2 separate regions of the Homo sapiens genome follow, and region 1 is linked to region 2. The links are chromatin loops, found by intact Hi-C in ENCODE. Cell type or tissue: OCI-LY7. All regions are shown on one strand. Links, peaks and the distances in the headings refer to the core of each region. The heading gives the core; the rest is flanking DNA. Region 1 overlaps AFF3 (ALF transcription elongation factor 3). Region 2 has its middle 53 kb from the start of LINC01104.

What was found. Hi-C counts contacts between places; a loop is a spot of excess contacts. Peaks named below come from ENCODE experiments on the same cell type or tissue, not always from the same donor. Only the 100,000 strongest peaks of a DNase experiment are listed, where the experiment ranks them.
Region 1: a loop joins it to region 2, with 8 times the contacts of the local background. A loop is called at or near these places in 74 of 110 quality-filtered maps.

What each region holds. Positions count from the first base shown.
Region 1 is chr2:99,556,203-99,564,202 of GRCh38, forward strand. It overlaps AFF3 (ALF transcription elongation factor 3), which reads right to left. Exons shown (of 25, transcript NM_001386135.1): 21 at 4,163-4,234; 22 at 2,673-2,766. Among named protein-coding and RNA genes, the nearest start is that of REV1, 70 kb to the left of the region's middle. In OCI-LY7, for the core only: CTCF peaks have their summits at 3,064 (motif pointing right) and 3,277; a DNase peak (open chromatin) is centred at 3,099.
Region 2 is chr2:100,257,069-100,266,368 of GRCh38, forward strand. No RefSeq gene overlaps it. Among named protein-coding and RNA genes, the nearest start is that of LINC01104, 53 kb to the left of the region's middle. In OCI-LY7, for the core only: CTCF peaks have their summits at 3,879 (motif pointing left), 4,085 (motif pointing left) and 5,968 (motif pointing right); DNase peaks (open chromatin) are centred at 3,823, 5,703 and 5,983.

The DNA of each region.
Region 1 (8,000 bases), core at 1-8,000, 700 kb before region 2:
GGAGGCTGAGGTGGGTGGATCACCTGAAGTCAGGAGTCTGAGACCAGCCTGGATGACATGGTGAAACCCCATCTCTACTAAAGATACAAAAAATTGGCCGGGTGTGGTGGCACACGCCTGTAATCCCAACTACTTGGGAGGCTGAGACAGAATCGCTTGAACCTGGGAGGTGGAGGTTAGGGTGAGCCAAGATTGTGCCACTGCACTCCAGCCTGGGTGACGGAGCGAGACTCCGTCTCAAAAAAAAACAACAAAAAAAGAAGTCTTGAGTTCTCTTCCTCTACCACTAAGCCCCATGCCCAAGAAATACCGGTAGGAACAAAGTTCTTTTTTTTTAGAGATAGCTCTGTACTGATAAAACACATATAGCCAAATTGTCTTGGGTACCTAAAGATTTCATGGTTTCTGAACTCAAAGTAGCATTTAAATAGCCCTTGAGGCTGGGTGTATGGCTCACATTGGTAATCCTAGCACTTTGGGAGGCCAAGGCAGTAGGCTCGCTGGAGGACAGGAGTTCGAGAAGGGTCTGGACAACACAAGGAGACCCTCTGTCTACAAAAAATGAAAAAATGAGCTGGGTGTGGTGGTGTGTATCTGTGGTCTCAGCGACTTGGGAGGCTGAGGTGGGAGGACTGCTTGAGCCCAGGAATTCACAGCTGCAGTGAGCTCCGACTGTACCACTGCACTCTAGCCTGGGCAACAGAACGGGACAGAAAAAAAAAAAAAGTCCTTGAAACTTTGTATCCAAGTTTCAGTTATCAGGAATAAGTTCTGGAGATCTATTGTATGGGATGGTGACTACAATTAATAATGATATATAGTATACTTGAAAATCTCTAAAAGAATCGATTTTAAATGTTCCCATCACAAAAACGGTAAGTATGTGAGGTGATGGATATGTTAATTAGCTTGGTTTAATCATTCCACAATGTATAAATATATCAAAACATCACATTATACATAAGTACACGCAATTTGTTGTTGATTAATTAAAAAAATTTTAAAAATAGCTTTTGATGAAGGGTAAATGACATTAATTCCTTGAGGAGCAACTCTGATTTTCTGGTTGTGTTTTCCTTTTTTTTTTTTTTTTTTGAGACAAAGTCTCACTCTGTCGCCCAGGCTGGAGTGCAGTGGCGCCATCTCTGCTCACTGCAACCTCTGCCTCCCGGGTTCAAACGATTCTCGTGCCTCAGCCTCCCTAGTAGCTAGGATTACAGATGCCTGCCACCACGCCTGGCGTGTTTTCTACCCATTCTGTATGTATTAGTGGGCTGCAGAGAATATTAAGAACTTGTATCCCTTAAAAGTTTGTTGTAGCCCCTGGCGGCTTACAGAATTCAGCTTCCTTCTTTATTCAAGCATTTTCCTTGACTGTAATAATTCTCTTTAGTAGTAGATCTTACGTTCTGGATTTTTGAACACTATTGATGTTGACTTTAGGCACCTGAAGGAAAGGGAAGGCTCAGTGCTGGTTCTTGTCCTGAAGACACAGGACGGTCAATGGGCTGAGAAAGTGATGTCCATGGCCTAGCACCTGGTTACTCTACATGCACAATTGGAAGGCAGTGTGCTGAACATACCCCAGGAACCCCCAGCACAGCCTGGCCATTAGAGATCACCTCTAGAGGAGGTTGGGCATGAACAGATCTCAAATGATGGTTGTGTATCTGACAAAGGGCTGTTGGAGATAGAGACGGCATAATTTCTAGTTTCTATAGATAAACAGAGAAGAGGACCAGAAATCTCAAATTAATTATTAATGTAAGGTCGACCTCACAACAGTACATCAGCGAAGGCTTTTAAAAATTTATTCTCCCAGTGAAAATAATTTCATTCCCTGAGATAAGTAAAAGGTGGCATGGTTTGCAATTTTATCCCTATAGCTACACACTGCTATCTACTGCTTCTGAGTTCTAACAAGCCATCTCTTACCATTTTAAATAACGCCATTAAAAATTAAATAAGCTACTAGAGACTGGCTAAGAGGGAATGGCTCTAAGGGGTTACTTCTAAGGAAAAGAAGCTCTAAGTGAGCATGAGGAATTTATGTTAGCTATAAAGATGAATTTCCTAGGACAGTGGAACGAGTAACTGGATCTTCTTTCTCTTGAAGCCATAAAAATACCTGGACAAGGCTGGGCGTGGTGGCTCACACCTGTATTCCTAGCACTCTGGGAGGTGGAGGCGGGGAGATCACCTGAGGTCAGGAGTTCGAGACCAGCATGACCAACATGGTGAAACCCCATCTCTACTAAAAATACAAAATTAGCCAGGCGTGGTGGTGTGCGCCTGTAATCTGAGCTACTTGGGAGGCTGAGGCAGGAGAATTGCTTGAACCCAGGAGGCGGAGGTTGCAGTGAGCCGAGATCGCACCATTGCACTGCAGCCTGGGCAACAAAGAGTGAAACTCTGTCTCCAAAAATACATAAAAAAATAAAAATAAAAAAATAAAAATACTTGGACAAGAAGGCAGGGAGATACATTAGATGGGCTCTCAAAGGTCCATTCTGAGGCCTGAAAGCCACAAGTGTGGCATAAATGGGGTTACCTTGGGGACCAGAGGTGACCTGCATTAACCCCAAAGCAATGGAGTCTACCAGGTGCTTCACAAATTTGACAGGGAGACAAGTGAAATTAAGGAACAATTCTGCTCATTCACTAGACAGTACCTTGAAATAGTCGATTAGTGCTTTTGAATACTTTACAGCGTGGTCCCTTTTGAGTCGAAACATCCGCCAGTACAGGAGGGCCAGGCATCGGTAACTGCAGGCGAAAAGAGAAACAGGCCCAGAAGCGGCTGAGTGCGTCGTGCGCAAACAAGACTTAAACATTTTTGTTGTTGTTCTAAGGTACTCAATAACAATACCTTGTTTCTACATAGGAAATCTTTCTATACGTGCATATAATGTCTGTGAGGGAACATCTTTTGTCCAAAAATAGAATTCAAAATTCCAAGAAGGTATTCCATAAATACATTTATCACTAGATAATTTTACAGCATTAGGTGAATCACTCTGTTGGGTCACAGGGGCCGGCCGCTTCCTTCTTCCACCACGAGAGGGCGCTGTCTCTCCACGAGAGGCGCGAGGTAGCTCTAGTACGCAGCCTTCACTGCTTCGCGGGCGAGCCCCGCTCTGCGGAAAGGACGACGCTGCCACCTGATGTTACTGAACTATAAGCAGCTCCACTAAAGTCACAAACATGAATGTACTTTATAAACAACAAAAACACTATGCTGGGAATAGGTGCCATCATTATAAACAACAAAAACACTATGCTGGGAATAGGTGCCATCATTTTATTATTTCCTATAATATTTTGTATACTTATTTATATATCAGTATTCTATCTTATATAATCATATTATTGTCATTTAGTGTATTATTCCAATATGGGACTTAAAGTTTGAAAGGGGCACAAAAGGCGTTTCTGAGACTTATCCTCTCTTCCTTGGAGCTCTTCACTCAGTTATTTGCTAACTCGGATCTGATGCTGACATCCAGAATACCAACATTCTGGGTGCAATGGCACCATCTCCTCCTACCAACCAAATCCAGGACAGGTAACAATTTGAGACCTTTTTTGTGTCTGTTGCTGTTATTATTATTTTTTAATTCAACTGTCTTTATTTCACTGCTTGGTAGACATGTATTCTATCAACATTCTCTGCCTTCCACCTACTGATGAGTAAGAAAGGGCTGACAGGTAAAGGAACTATAGGTTACCCGATCGTTCCCTTTTTTCTGTGGCATCATTTTCAAAGTAAGCGGCTGCGCCGGGTGCGATGGCTCACGCCTGTAATCCCAGCACTCTGGGAGGCTGAGGCAGGCAGATCACTTGAGGTCAGGAGTTCAAGACCAGCCTGACCAACATGGTGAAACCCCATCTCTACTAAAAATACAAAAATTAGGCCGGGCACAGTGGCTCATGCCTGTAATCCCAGCACTTTGGTAGGCCTGTCGATTTTCAATCACTGTGAATTCAGATCATGTATAGTACGGCAGCAAAAAATGGTCTGGACTTTCCCTGGTCATTAGAACTGCTCTGGGGCTTTGTATGTTAGAAGACATTGGGCAAACACTATGCCTTTCAGCACCTGGTTTGCCAATGATGGCATGCGAGGCTGGGGCTGCTATTCTAAGCGGAGATGGGCACTCACCATAATGCAGCCAGTTGTTTGTCTTCTGGTGTGGCATTGGGGCCTGAGTGGGTTTTTAGTCTCATAGCATACCTTAGAAAAAGCGGGGAGGAGGAATAGAATAAAAAACATAAAAAGCAAAGAAATAGTAAAACTAGCTTTTTTATTAACAGAACTTCTATGATGGTAGTTCTCCCTGCCTGATCCTTAGCTTTTCATAGTACTTGCTGATAATTCTTTCTTAAAAGCTAGCTGGTGCTGCTCCATTTTCCCAAGTATTACATTACTGTGATGACTAGAACAGCTACTTTCTGCTCTTTAACAGTACAAGTTCAAATGCTACAGATTGTCGGGAGTGATACCAGTTCAAGAACTATTCATGTATATGCTAACATGTCCATTTTTCCACATTTTGATTTATGGCTGAGTGTCTGACAGATGGAGGTGAAGTTCTATCCTTCTGTGCTTACCTCCAGAAGAATTTCCATCCTGGGTATGCAGAGGAATGCTTAGATTTACCCCTCTTTCTTTGTTATGTAACTTTTACTTTGACAGCTACATAAGTGTCCTGAGTACATTTTTAATCTCTGTTTGCTTCTACAGACAGATACTACGAGAAACTAGTGGCTTTTATGGACTGCACTTAATTCCATTTATTTTTCTGAACCAAGGGGACTGTGGCCATTGCTTTCTCCCAACAACATACCAAATTACATATGCAGACTCTTTGAGAGAGCTGAGGCAGTATGTGTAATGATCAGATTGTCCTAGGTTCAAATCTCAGCTCAGCGACTTATAAGTTGTAAGTGCTTAGACAAATGTATTAACATCTTTAAGCCTCCATTTCCTTATCTATAAAATAAGACTAATACTGCCAATCACATAACATTGTGTTAAGAATTAACTAAGATAGCGTTTGTAAAGCTCTTGGGATAGTTGGCTGGCTTGTAAATTGCTCAAGAAACATACTGTTATCATCGCACTATCTCCTCAACATGCAGACTTGTAGCATTTTTCAGTGTTATCTCTTTGCATAATTTTTACAGCGGTTGCTCTGGATTTTACAATATACATGTAATTTATTGGTATCAACATTTTATCACTTTGGGATAGTATGGAAGTCTTACTTCAATTTAGATACCTTTACCTTCCCCACTTAAAAATAGCATTGTCTTGAGTATCAGATGGTGGTATAATTTTTTATTGTTTTGTTTTGTAGCAGTGGGGTCTTACTATGTTGTCTGGGCTGGTTTCAAACTCCTGGCCTCAAGCTATCCTCCCAGCTTGGCCTCCTAAAGTGCTGTAATTACAGATGTGAGCCACTGTGCCTGGACTGCTGGTATAATTTTTGTTTCAATCCTCAAACCTGGTTTATAAACTCATAAGGAGTAGTTTATTGTATATATATCTATGTGTCTGTTCTTCCTTCTTTCCCAATGCTCCCATATTCCTTCTTTTGTCATTTTATTTCTGTTTGAGAAACTTCTTTTAGCCAGTCTTTAAGGGTGGGTCTTTTAGAGACACATACTTGTACTTTTCCTAAATCTGAGGCTATCTTTATTTCCCTTCATTCTTGAAGAATAGTTTCACTGACTCTAGAATTCATGGCTTCACAGTTCCTTCTTTGAACCCTTGGAAACTGTCACGCCACTCCCTCCCAGCCTGCATGGTTTCAGAGAAGCCTGCTGTCATTCGAATTGATTCTCCCCTGCAGATAATTATCGTTTCTCCCTGGCTGCTTTCAGGATATTTGGCCTTTAGTTTTTGGAAATGTAATCATGGTGTGTTTTTGCATGCATTTCTTTGGGTTTATCTTATTTAGGTTTTTCTCTGCTTCTTAAATCTGTAGGTTTATGTCTTTTGACAAATTTGGCAAGTTTCAGCCATTATTTCTTCAAATACTCTCTCAGTCCTACTCTCTATTCCTCTCCTCTGAGACTTCCATGACACAAATGTTGGATTTTTTCTTATTGTGCTTGAGGCTGTGTTCATTTAATTTTTTCAGTCTATTTCTTCTTTACTGCTCAGATTGGGTAAATTATATTTTTTGTCCTCAAGTTCATTGACTCTCTCCTGTCATCTCCACTCTACTACTGAGTCCATTTTTGGGGTTTATATTATCAAATTCTACAGTTTCACAATTTCCATTTAGTTCTTTTTAAAATAACTTCCATTTCTTTGAAAAGATTTTCTGGTTTTGTTTGTTGAGTGATAACTGTGATTATTGAAGCATTTTTACGATGGCTGCTTTAAAAATCCTTGTCAGATAATTGCAGCAACTGATTCATCTTTGCATTGAGGTCTTCTGATCATCTTTTTTCATGCCAGTGGTGACTGTCCTAGTTCTTGGTATGATGAGTGAGTTCCTATGGTATCCTGGACATTTTGACCATTAGGTTAGGAGACTCTTGAGTCCTATTTTAAACCCAGCCACCCTGTTTAGGTCTAGCAGGAAGGCCCTAGCCTACTTTGGGGGCTGTGGTTCCAATGATAATTTAATTTTCAGAGCCTTTCTGATACTATTTTAGTCTGTGTGGTTGATCTGGTGCCACCGGGGCTTCAGCTCATCCCTGATGGTACTGCCTGCGGAGAGTGGAAGGGTGGGAGGAGAGGGTCACCAGGCTGAGCTCGTGTGGTGGCAGTGCTCCACTGACCCACGCCTGCTTGGCCATCTGGAGTTCCCTGGTGAAGGGAATTCTGCCCGTAGGGACAAAGTGTACATCCTGGGCTAGGTCATCTTGGTGGTGAGAACCCCTTGCCAGCGCTCCAGGCCCTTCAGTGTCTCAGTAGGGGAGAGGAGGGTCAGGCAGGGTGGGCAATGTGCGGATGTAATTAATGCTGTTTTCTTTTTTTTTTTTCTTTCTTGAGACAGAGTCTCGCTCTGTCGCCCAGGCTGGAGTGCAGTGGCGCGATCTTGGCTCACTGCGAGCTCCGCCTTCCAGGTTCACGCCATTCTCCTGCCTCAGCCTCCTGAGTAGCTAGGACTACAGGTGCCGGCCACCACGCCCGGCTAATTTTTTGTATTTTTAGTAGAGACGGGGTTTCATCGTATTAGCCAGGATGGTCTCAATCTCCTGACCTCATGCTCTGCCTGCCTCAGCCTCCCAAAGTGCTGGGATTACAGGCGTGAGCCACCGCGCCCAGAAAATTAATGCTATTTTCTAATGTAGGTTGAAAAAAGAGCTAGCCAGGTGCGGTGGCTCACGCTTGTAATCTCAGCACTTTGGGAGGCCGAAGCAGGCAGAGCACCTGAGGTCAGGAGTTCAAGACCATCCTGACCAACATGGAGAAACCCCATCTCTACTAAAAATACAAAATTAGCTGGATGTGGTGGTGCATGCCTGTAATCCGAGCTACTGGGGAGGCTGAGGCAGGAGAATCACTTGAACTCGGGAGGCAGAGGTTGTGGTGAGCTGAGATTGTGCCATTGCACTCCAGCCTGGGCAGTAAGAGTGAAATTTAGTCTCAAAAAAAAAAAAAAAAAAAAAAAGAAAGAAAGAAAAAGAGCCAAATTTGTCTTTTTGTCTTTGTTTTCTCTGTATTTTGCGTGATTCTATCGATTCTGAAGTATCTAGAAGGTGGACAGTGTTCTCTACCTGTGAAAGATTACTTCCATCAGTGGGCACAGTGGGTGTGGTACCCCAGCACCCTCTCTTTGATGGTATATCTGGCTGGCATGGTTTTTTGTTTGTTTGGGCTTGCTTGTTTGATTTTCAAGTGTGAATGCCTTTAAGCAGGTCATGATACTCCAGTTCACAGCAGGCCCTATGGCTTGCTTATTCATTGATTCCTTAATTGTTTATTAAGCACATACTATGTGCCAGAAAATATTCGAAGGGCTGAGGATTCCCCAGTTAGC
Region 2 (9,300 bases), core at 1,301-9,300:
TGATGTCCCAGTTAGAGTCCACAGATGGAAAGTTATTGGAGAACCAGGAAAAGCTGATGTTCCCATTCAAATGACAGCAGTCAGGTAGGAGAGGCACCCTCTTCCTCAGCCTTTTTATTCTATCTGGGCTCTCAGTTGATTGCAACCCCCTCACCTCACATTAGGGAGGGCCATCTGCTTTACTCTCTCTATTGGTTTAAATGTAAATCTCACGCAAAAACAACCTCACAGAAACACCTGGAATCATGTCTGCCTAAACATCTGGGCACCCTGTGGCCCAGTCAAGTTGACACATAAGATTGGCCATCACAGCTCCTCCCAGGTGGGTGCCAGGGAGTGATGAGGAAAGGAAGGGCCCGTGCCAATGAGAGAGACCAATAAGTGGCATTGATTTTCTGGCTCAGATCCTTAGTTGTGCCACTGCCCCCTATACAACCCTGGGCAAGCCAACTTGTCTCTTTGTGCCTGTGTCTCCATCTAGGCAGTGGGGCCAGGCCAGTGCCCACCTTGGAGGCAGCACATGCAAAGGGCCCTGAGCTGTCCCTGGCACCCTGGGTGGTGTCATTGGTAGTTTTATAGTGTGGTTGGGACCCTGGCCAGAGAAGCTGGAGAAATTTGGGGCAAGGAGAATGAGGAGTGAGCCAGGAAGGCTCCCAATTAAACTAAAAAATCACTGCCGTGGCTTTGCATCTTATTTTCTTTTATTGCATTTTAGCTTTTGGATTTAGGGCCTTTTGAAGGTGAATTTCATCAGACTGAAGAACTGTGTGAAAACCTGCTTTTTCTGGACTAAATACACACAGGCGGGTCAGATACCCAGGACGCCCAGAGCCCTCCCTCTACAAGGCATGGGCGTTCCTCCTGCCCTCCACCTTCCAGATGCCAGGGTCTTCAGGGTCCTGCATTCATGCAGGGACGCTGAGTCCAATTCAACTACCTGCTCTCTAATCCCAGCTCTTTCTAGCGGGGCATTTTAGGTGATTCATGCTGCAGCCTGCACGAATCAAAGCTAAAAATAGGCACATTTTCATGGCAAGAGAAAACAGAGTCCTTAGAAAACACGACTCCCGGAAAAACCAAATCAGTAATCCAGACTCGGCGGCCCTGGGCGGATGACCAGTCATGGGTTCAATTTGTATTTCCTGAGCACCTACTGTATACAGGGTGCTGGGGGTGGGGCCCTTTTCTCTCTTCTCATGGATCAGAAGGAAGGAATTTCCCCTCCTTTGTCACCCCAGGAGAGGAGCGCCTTCTCATCTGAAGTTTGAACTTGACATTCACGGTCCATCGTTCACCTGTGGGCACAGTGCTCCTGCCCCTCCCACTCCTGGCTCCATGCTCACGATCCTGGAGGCATCCTCCTGGAGGATGCTCATTCCACAGATGTGCCCAGATAATGTAAGATGCATAGACTTCGTTGGCCTAAAGAAAATGTCTTCCAATTAAGCTGTCTTCCTGCTAGCATTGTCTCTTCAGAGACACCCCATGGGGTCTGGGGGGCAGAGAGCTGGGGACGGCATTGGTGTAGGGCAGGGGTAACTGGCTGGGGTGGAAAGCCTGCTCCCCCAGTCCTCAGATGTGTGAATGGCAGCAGGGTCACCTAAGCTCCTTGAGTCTGCCTTCCCTCCTCTGTAAAATGGGATAATAGTTGTGGAGCCCATGGGCTTGCAGTGAGGAGCCCGCAGATGTCAGATGCTGTGGCTGTCCTCGTCATCATCATTATTAGGACTGCTATTATGATGGCCCCACCAATGGCGGTCTGTGCATTAGCCATCTGAGGGGTGTCCAAAGGCCACGGACTATCCCCACATCTGCATACATCCTTGTGGTACTTTCTCTTTTTTAAGGTTCTTAAGAATGCATGCAATTTTTTTTTTTTTTTTGCAGGTGAATCTGGGATGGGACCTTATTACTCCCCTTACACCACCAGTAAAAATTGGCACACCTGATGAACTCATCGCTACCCACTGCTAGATGCCAGAGCAGGGGATGGAGGAATGAGCAAGTAGCACCTGGAGTCTGATGGGGGGCAGCAGGAAAGGTAGGGGTTGGGAATGCCGAAGAAGGAAGGGTCACCTTAAGGAAGCTGGTGCTGGGGGCAGACTTCACCAACAGGAGAATGGCTGAGGCATGGCCACAAGCCACCCTTTCTCTAGTGCAGTGCTTTTCTGACTCTCGAGCACATGCGTGGCTGCTGCAGGTTTGTTAGAACCCAGCTGGCTGGTCCCCACCCGAGAGCTTCTCATTTGGCAGATCTGGGATGGGGCCGAAGACTGCATGTCTGGCAAGTTCCCAAGCGATGCAAACATGGCTGCTCTCAAGAATGAGCTTTGAGAACCACTGTTTAAACCCATAATCTTCAAGTGTTTCAAAGCCAGGGATTGGTCAAATGAAATATTTTGGAGGCAAAAATAAAGCAATGAGGCCGGGAGTGGCGGCTCACACCTGTAATCCCAGCACTTTGGGAGGCCAAGGCGGGCGGATCACTTGGGGTCAGGAGTTCGGGACAAGCCCATGCAACATGGTGAAACCCCATCTCTACTAAAAATAGAAAAAGTAGCTGGGAGTGGTGGTGTGTGCCTGTAGTCCCAGCTACTTGGGAGGCTGAGGCAGGAGAATCGCTTGAACCCGGGAGGTGGAGGTTGCAGTGAGCTGAGATCGTGCCACTGCACTCCAGCCTGGGCGACAGAGCAAGACTCCGTCTCAAACAAACAAACAAAAACAAACCAAACAATAATAAAGCAACAAACAAGGTGATGGTACAGGGCTTGGCAGTGCCAGACACTTCCTAAGGCACAATTCCAAACCAAATGGAAATTCTGAAGTTCCCCCTTGGCTTTAGACCAGGCATCAGACAGCAGTGAGTCCAGGCCTTGTGTTGTGCATCTTAAAAGAACTGGTTCCAACCACATAGTATTCAGGATTGGGTGTCCCAGCAATCTGTGTTTCAGTGAACCCAGATGCTTCTGAGTGTGTGAAGGCTTGAGAGGCACTGGCATATATCACTTATAGTGGCTTCAGTTACCTGCTGATGCCCATACCTGCAGCTGTATCTCACCCTAGGTGGCAGCCTCAGGTCTCCTGAGCTCACAGCCAGCTCCACCTGCACCTGCCTTTCCCAGGCTACTGAGAACTTACATCTGAACATATAGCTGAGCTCAGATCCTTCTCCCCAGCCTCTCTTCTTCCTGGGCTCCCTAACCCGAGAAGAGCATGGTCATGTACTAATTGCTCACTATGTGCCTTGCACTGATAGGCGCTCCATATACATTAACTCCAAACCAAGGTAGATATTAGAATTCTCATTCTATAAATAAGGCTTTCAAGTCTCCAAGAAGTGAAGCACCTTGTCCAAGGTCACCTAGCCAGCAAAGATTTAAACCCAGGCCTGGGGCCTGCAGCACAGTCCTTTGACTCTACCACGCTACCTGGCATCATGCACCCAGCAGACCCAGCAGACAGAGCCAGAAACTCACTCACCATCCAGGACCTGGATTTATTGCATTTGATATTCACACCTTTTTACAGAGAGGATCTACAGATTTCATCAGCTGTGAACAACAACAAAAAGAGTACGTAGGAATTCCAAAATCCTGTAATAACAATGAAAATCACGGTAAGAGTAATATTTTGGAAGACTGTTCTCTGGTTCAAGGCCTTACACTAAGCGCCTTCCCGCCTGGCCGTGGGGAGGGACTTAGCATGTCCCAGGCAGCTCAACTTTGCAGAAAAGGAGCATCTCCCATCCCTTCCACAGGCAGCAGCTTTCTCCAGTCCATGCTTCAGAGACAGAGGCACCCTGCCGAAGTCCCTCCATTCCTGAGGGTGCAGTGACCCCATGTGGCCAATTCCAAATGTAGCCACTTGATGGACATTGGGCTGTGACTGCTATTTCTTCTTCATTTAAGCAATTCTCCAATTGCTGTCTTTTGCTGAAGTTTTGCTTTCATTCCACTGAGGAGGAGAGGCAACAGAGGCGGCTTGGAATGGGAAGGGCGGGGCTGAGCTTGCAGGGACAATGTCCACCTAGCCTGCTGGCCACAAGGACCCTCCAGCTCTGAAGGTGCGCTGAGAGCGACCCCTTCGGGCCACATTGGAGGGGCAGCAACAGGTGATCTGGATGGCTGGCCTGAAGCCTTCTAGGCCCCAACCAGGCTGCTGCATCGCAGAGAAAGGAGAGAGAGAGACAGATGAGACCAAGGAAACTCTGCACTGAGTCACCCCCAGACTCAGGAGGGGGAAATGGGGGGCTGTCATGTGAGAGCTGGGAGGGCCCATGGGGTTATCAAAGTCATGGCCACATTTTATAAAGACAGCGAGGGCCAGAGTGTGACAAGGTCTCTCCTTAAAGCCGCCCACTAATATGTGTGAGCCGGTGAGGAACTGCATGTGGCTGCTACCAACATATGCCGAGTCACAGGGGCTTCAGCTAGGTAGGGGTGTCTTTCTCTTATGTAATCTGAAATTTCTCAGAAGCAGGTGGTCCAGGGCTGCTAGGGAGGCCCCACGATGTCATGAGAGACCCCAACTCTGTCTTCTGCTTCACCAGTCCTAAAACATGGCATTTCTCCACAAGCCTACATCATGGTCACGACATCTGCTTCAGCTCCCCTCTCACTCCTGAGTCCCAGGCAGGGAAAAGAAAGAAGAGGGAAAGCTCAGAGGCTGACTGTCAGAAGCATAAGCTTCCCCTTCAATAGCATTTCCTGAGGTTTCACCCAATAACTTCCTTTTATCGTATTGGCCATTGGAACTGTAGTTTGTAAGCTGAGCGTATTCCTAGAAGGAAGGAGAGAATGAAGATATAGATTACTAGAGGCCTCACCCATCTCCACTCGGGATAATAACAGCTACCATTTCTTTGGAGCTTACTATGTTTACATGAATTTATCTATCCTCAGAATAACCCTGGCAGATGAGTTTGTTATCCCATTTCACAGGTGAGGAAAGTGAAGTTTAGTGAGCTTAGGTTAACTGAACCACACCTAGTGAGGGCTGGGGACAAAATCTGAAACTAGATATGACTCAAATCCTACAGTCTTCACCTTACAGCACCTAACAAAGGGGCAGAGACACAGGACTCAGGCTTCCAAAGCTATGTTACAAAGCCACTCTCCCTTGGCGTGGTAACCACTGATACTTCCCTGTAAATGGAGGAAGCAGCATGAAAACAGGCTTTTTGAGGAAGGAGCTGCGGCCGCTGTCACCATTGTTGGGAAGGACAGAGCACTATACTCGGTTTGTATCTAGTAAGCAAGTTTGCCCAAGAGTTCATTTCCCCAGACTCTTAATCCATTCTCTGACCTGCTGTCACTCTTACAGACTCCAGGAGAAACCTTCCACATATCTGTGAAACTAGGTGATTTTGGTTTCACCATGATCAGTAAAAGATAATCAGTTCATCCTCTTTTACTATTTATACAGCTGTGTCCAGGATTTTGTAAAAAATCTTTTAAATGTACAATAAAGGTAAATCCTTTGGCTTTGTGAAAAGGTCCTTGGCTTCATAAAAGGACTCATTCCAGGGCTCCTTTAAGTGAAGGTCTCCAATATCTTTAAATATAAAATATTTTAAAGTAATAGCCACTCAAGAAAGAGGCCTGAGCACAGAGAAACTTAAAGCTAGAGTGTGTGACACAGCGCCACCTGAAGATCAAGCGGAGATGAAGAAGGGTAGCTATGTAGGTCAGCGGGGAAATGGAGCTGGTTGACAACAGGATCTTCCAACTGGCCTCTTTGACAGAGGGACGTCCAACTCTGCCTAGGGCATGTGACAGTGGAGAGACATCTAGGGTGGTCCTGCTTCACAATGATATGGCCTATGGTTTGTCGTCTTGAAGCCATTCGTCCTGGGTTCTCAGCGAAGCCTTGTCAACGTCGCTGATGTATCCCAAATCTTTGGAAAGCAGGGAAATCCTGCTCGCAGCTCATACCCGGGCTCTCCAGTCCCCTGCAGTACTGGAGGATGTCCAGCAGGTGGCGCAAAAGACAAGGGCTCGCCTTACCCATCTCTTGTCCTTATGAAGGAAATTTGACCAAAATGACAGCCCCCTCCTTCCTTCCCCTCCCTCCTTTCCTTCCTTCCATCCTCTCCTTCTCTTCTGTCCCTCTCTTTCTTCTTTATTCATTGAATCATCAAGTATCCATGAAAGACTACAAGCAGAGCTCTGTGCAAGATAATGGGGGGATGAATTAGGACAGGGTCCTTTGCCTTTGAGGAACCTGGAGTATAATAAAAAAGTAAAATAATAAACAACCGAAATACAAGAGGTGGCACAGGCTTCTGAGGGAGCAGTGTCACTCTTGAGCTGTATCATCGCAGCCTGCAGGTTCTGGAGTCAGACCAACCTGTCTTGTCTGTCTTCTGGTCCCGATTCCACACTTGCTGCAACCTTGTGCAAGCGCCTTAATGCCTCAAAGCCTCCGTTTCCTTATCTGTAAAATGAGGATAACAATAGATTGTCCTATGACATGTTCATAAGGTTGGCATAAGGAGTTAACATACCTAAAACATTTAGCACATTTTTAAAAAAACCAAAACGTTATTTAAAACATATAACTCATTCGTTCTTGCATGCATTCATTTATTCTATAGGCATTTGCATGACAACCATGTGAAGAAGGCTGTCCTTGTTATTATAGGAGGTACAAAGTAAATAGAAGGAATACTTCTCAGTGTGGGGATTTGCAGTCAGGGTGAATATTTCTTCAACATCTTCTTGAACACTTTTCTCTGTGACAGTCAAAATCAGCCTGGACTGAAAAGAGAAGAAAGCAGCCTAGCTGTTAATCCCGCTGGGAGGACACACTCTGATAAAGCCAGCTGCAGCATCCGCCGAAAATGCCATTTCTCCCGGGGTCAACCTATAGCTGGAAAATGCCAGGATGATCTCCCTTGAGTGAGCACTGCTTCCTCACCAATCGTGCCCTAGAGCCGCTTTGCTGCACCCCTCTTTTGCTACGAATCCCCAAATGCTGAGCCCTCCTTGCTCTTGCTGGCACCCAAACAGTAGTCAATCCTGCTGTTCCTGAGACTGTCTTGGAAACAGCAGCCAGCACAGGATGGATCCCACTTCCTCAGACCCTCATCAGAGTCTCCAGGGAGAGCCCAGACCTTCTAGAAGGGGCTTCCCTCCCCCTCCCCCACCAAGTGTGCAGCACTCCCAGATTCTAAAGTCATGTCAGTCAGTGGCATTTTTCGGACCGAGGGGTGCATGGTGGTCTTCGGCAGATGGAAACTCACTTTTGCGAGCTCCCTGATAGCGGGGTGCAGGCCTCCACCTCCTCAGAGGCCCGCATGAGAAATCTTGGCAGGGAGGGAGGCAAGGGAGGAACGGGGCTCAGCTGGAATCCTGACTTCAGCAAAGGCGATGGAGGAAAGTTAAGGGCAGTGGCTGCAGTTATGTGAATCAGATGCAGCCCCAGCAGAGCTTCTGGTGCCCAGGCTGGAGCACCCCCAAGTGCCCCTTGAGCTATGAGCATCCAGCGAGACACTGGGCGTGCACAGCCTTATGGTGGGCTGTGGCATCGAACCACTGAATGAGAGAAGGTCTCTAGTAGAATCCGCCCTTCCTTCCTCCCCTCCCTCCTGCCTCCATCTTTCCCTTCCTTCTTCCCTCCCTCCTTCCTTCCACAAGCATCTTTGTGCAGGAACTGTGTTGAGTGTTGGGGGCACAGATGCCTCTGGCCAGTCCCCACATCCCCAGGCTTCTGAAGATTTCATCATGACACAGTGACAGTGGAGGGACAATCTCCCAGGTGGGGCGGCATCTGGGGGCAGGTGGCACCTGTGCACCCTTGAGCATGGGTTTGAGGGCACCCTACCGTTCCATTTTTGGGGTCTGGGCCAACATGCAGATCTGAGCCTCTGCAGGCCTGTGAGGCTGGTTCCGCTCAGCTGGCACCTTGGTTATCTGCTGAGCAGTAGCGACTGCTCTTTCAGGCCACAGTGTGTGCCACCAGGCCCATGTTAGGGATCTTAGGTCTCAGGGGTGTGTGGAATACCACGCCCCTCACTCTCCCTGGGTATGGAAGGGTGTGAGACACAGCACACTCTCCTCCCTAGCCAGACTGCAGGGATCTCCACCTCCTCCCCTAGAAATAAGGGTACTGTATGCATAGTGCTAGGAGTCAGAGCCCCCACCTCAGGACTGGGAGGAGGAAGAAAAAGGGCCCTGGGGCATGGAGAAATGTCTGACTCTCATCTCCCAACACACACACCCACCCTTCTCCTTCTCCCCAGCCCTAAGCCCTCCCTCCCCACAGGGAGTGTCAGCTGGGTGCAGGTGCTCGCTTCACGCATGCTGTGCTGAATCTTCTGGACGCTCCCACACTGCCTGGCCTGACTCCACCCTTCGGAGGCCATGCGCTCTGTGAAAGGGCATTGGCGGCAGTTGTGTGAATCAGAAGCAGTGGTCCTGCCTGAGACCGTGGTCCGGCCAGAGGCAGGGATCCAGGAGGCCTGGGGCCTAGCATAGGCCCAGGTTAGTCTGTGACCTTAGCAGTTCACTCCCTTACTTTGAGTTTGAGTGAGGGGTTGGGTCGCTGTGTCCCCAGGGAAAAATTTCCCTTTGGAAACCCAGACATTTCAACCTGCAGAGCTCAGAATTCAGGGCATGGGAAGCACAGATGCTCCAAGTTGGCTTCTGGGAGCTGGAGTCAGCACATCTTGGTTTCCAGACCTGAGGGCTTTCTACTGGGGACAAAGTGTCATGTAAAAGTGCTTGATCCCAAGTGCCTCCTGCATCCTGGAGGACAGCATCCCATTCTTGTCAGGTAGTGCCTGTGAGCTGGCACTAGGCCTTTAACAGCCATGCCAATTTCCTATAAGATCAGAAGCTCCTGTCTAGTTCAGTAGGTGACAGGCATCCACCATCACAGCCCATGCTGCGTCCTTCACAATGGAGGTGCTGTCCACTGCCGACAAAGCCAACACTCCATGAGCCCTGTCTTAGTGCTTCTGATGGAGGCCTTCTGGTTGGGAGAGAAATCTGTACTCAGAGTAGCAGTCTATTTAGATTTCAGAATGAGTCAGTGGCCCTTCGGCTTTCTATCAAGTTCAGTATTTGTCTCCATTACTGGCAGACTGGACACTTGGTGGAAGCAGTAGCTACATTATCTTTGGTAAGTAGAAGGCTGTGCCATTGGGCTCACTCATAGCCTCCATCCCTGCCACCATTGTGCCAGCACTGGGGGGCCAATGACACAGGCTGGCCCATGTTACCTGACTGAGTCATTTCGCCTACTTGGCTGCTAGGAGCGTCTTCTGTGGTGGATGCTCTCCAGTGAGCACTATCATGT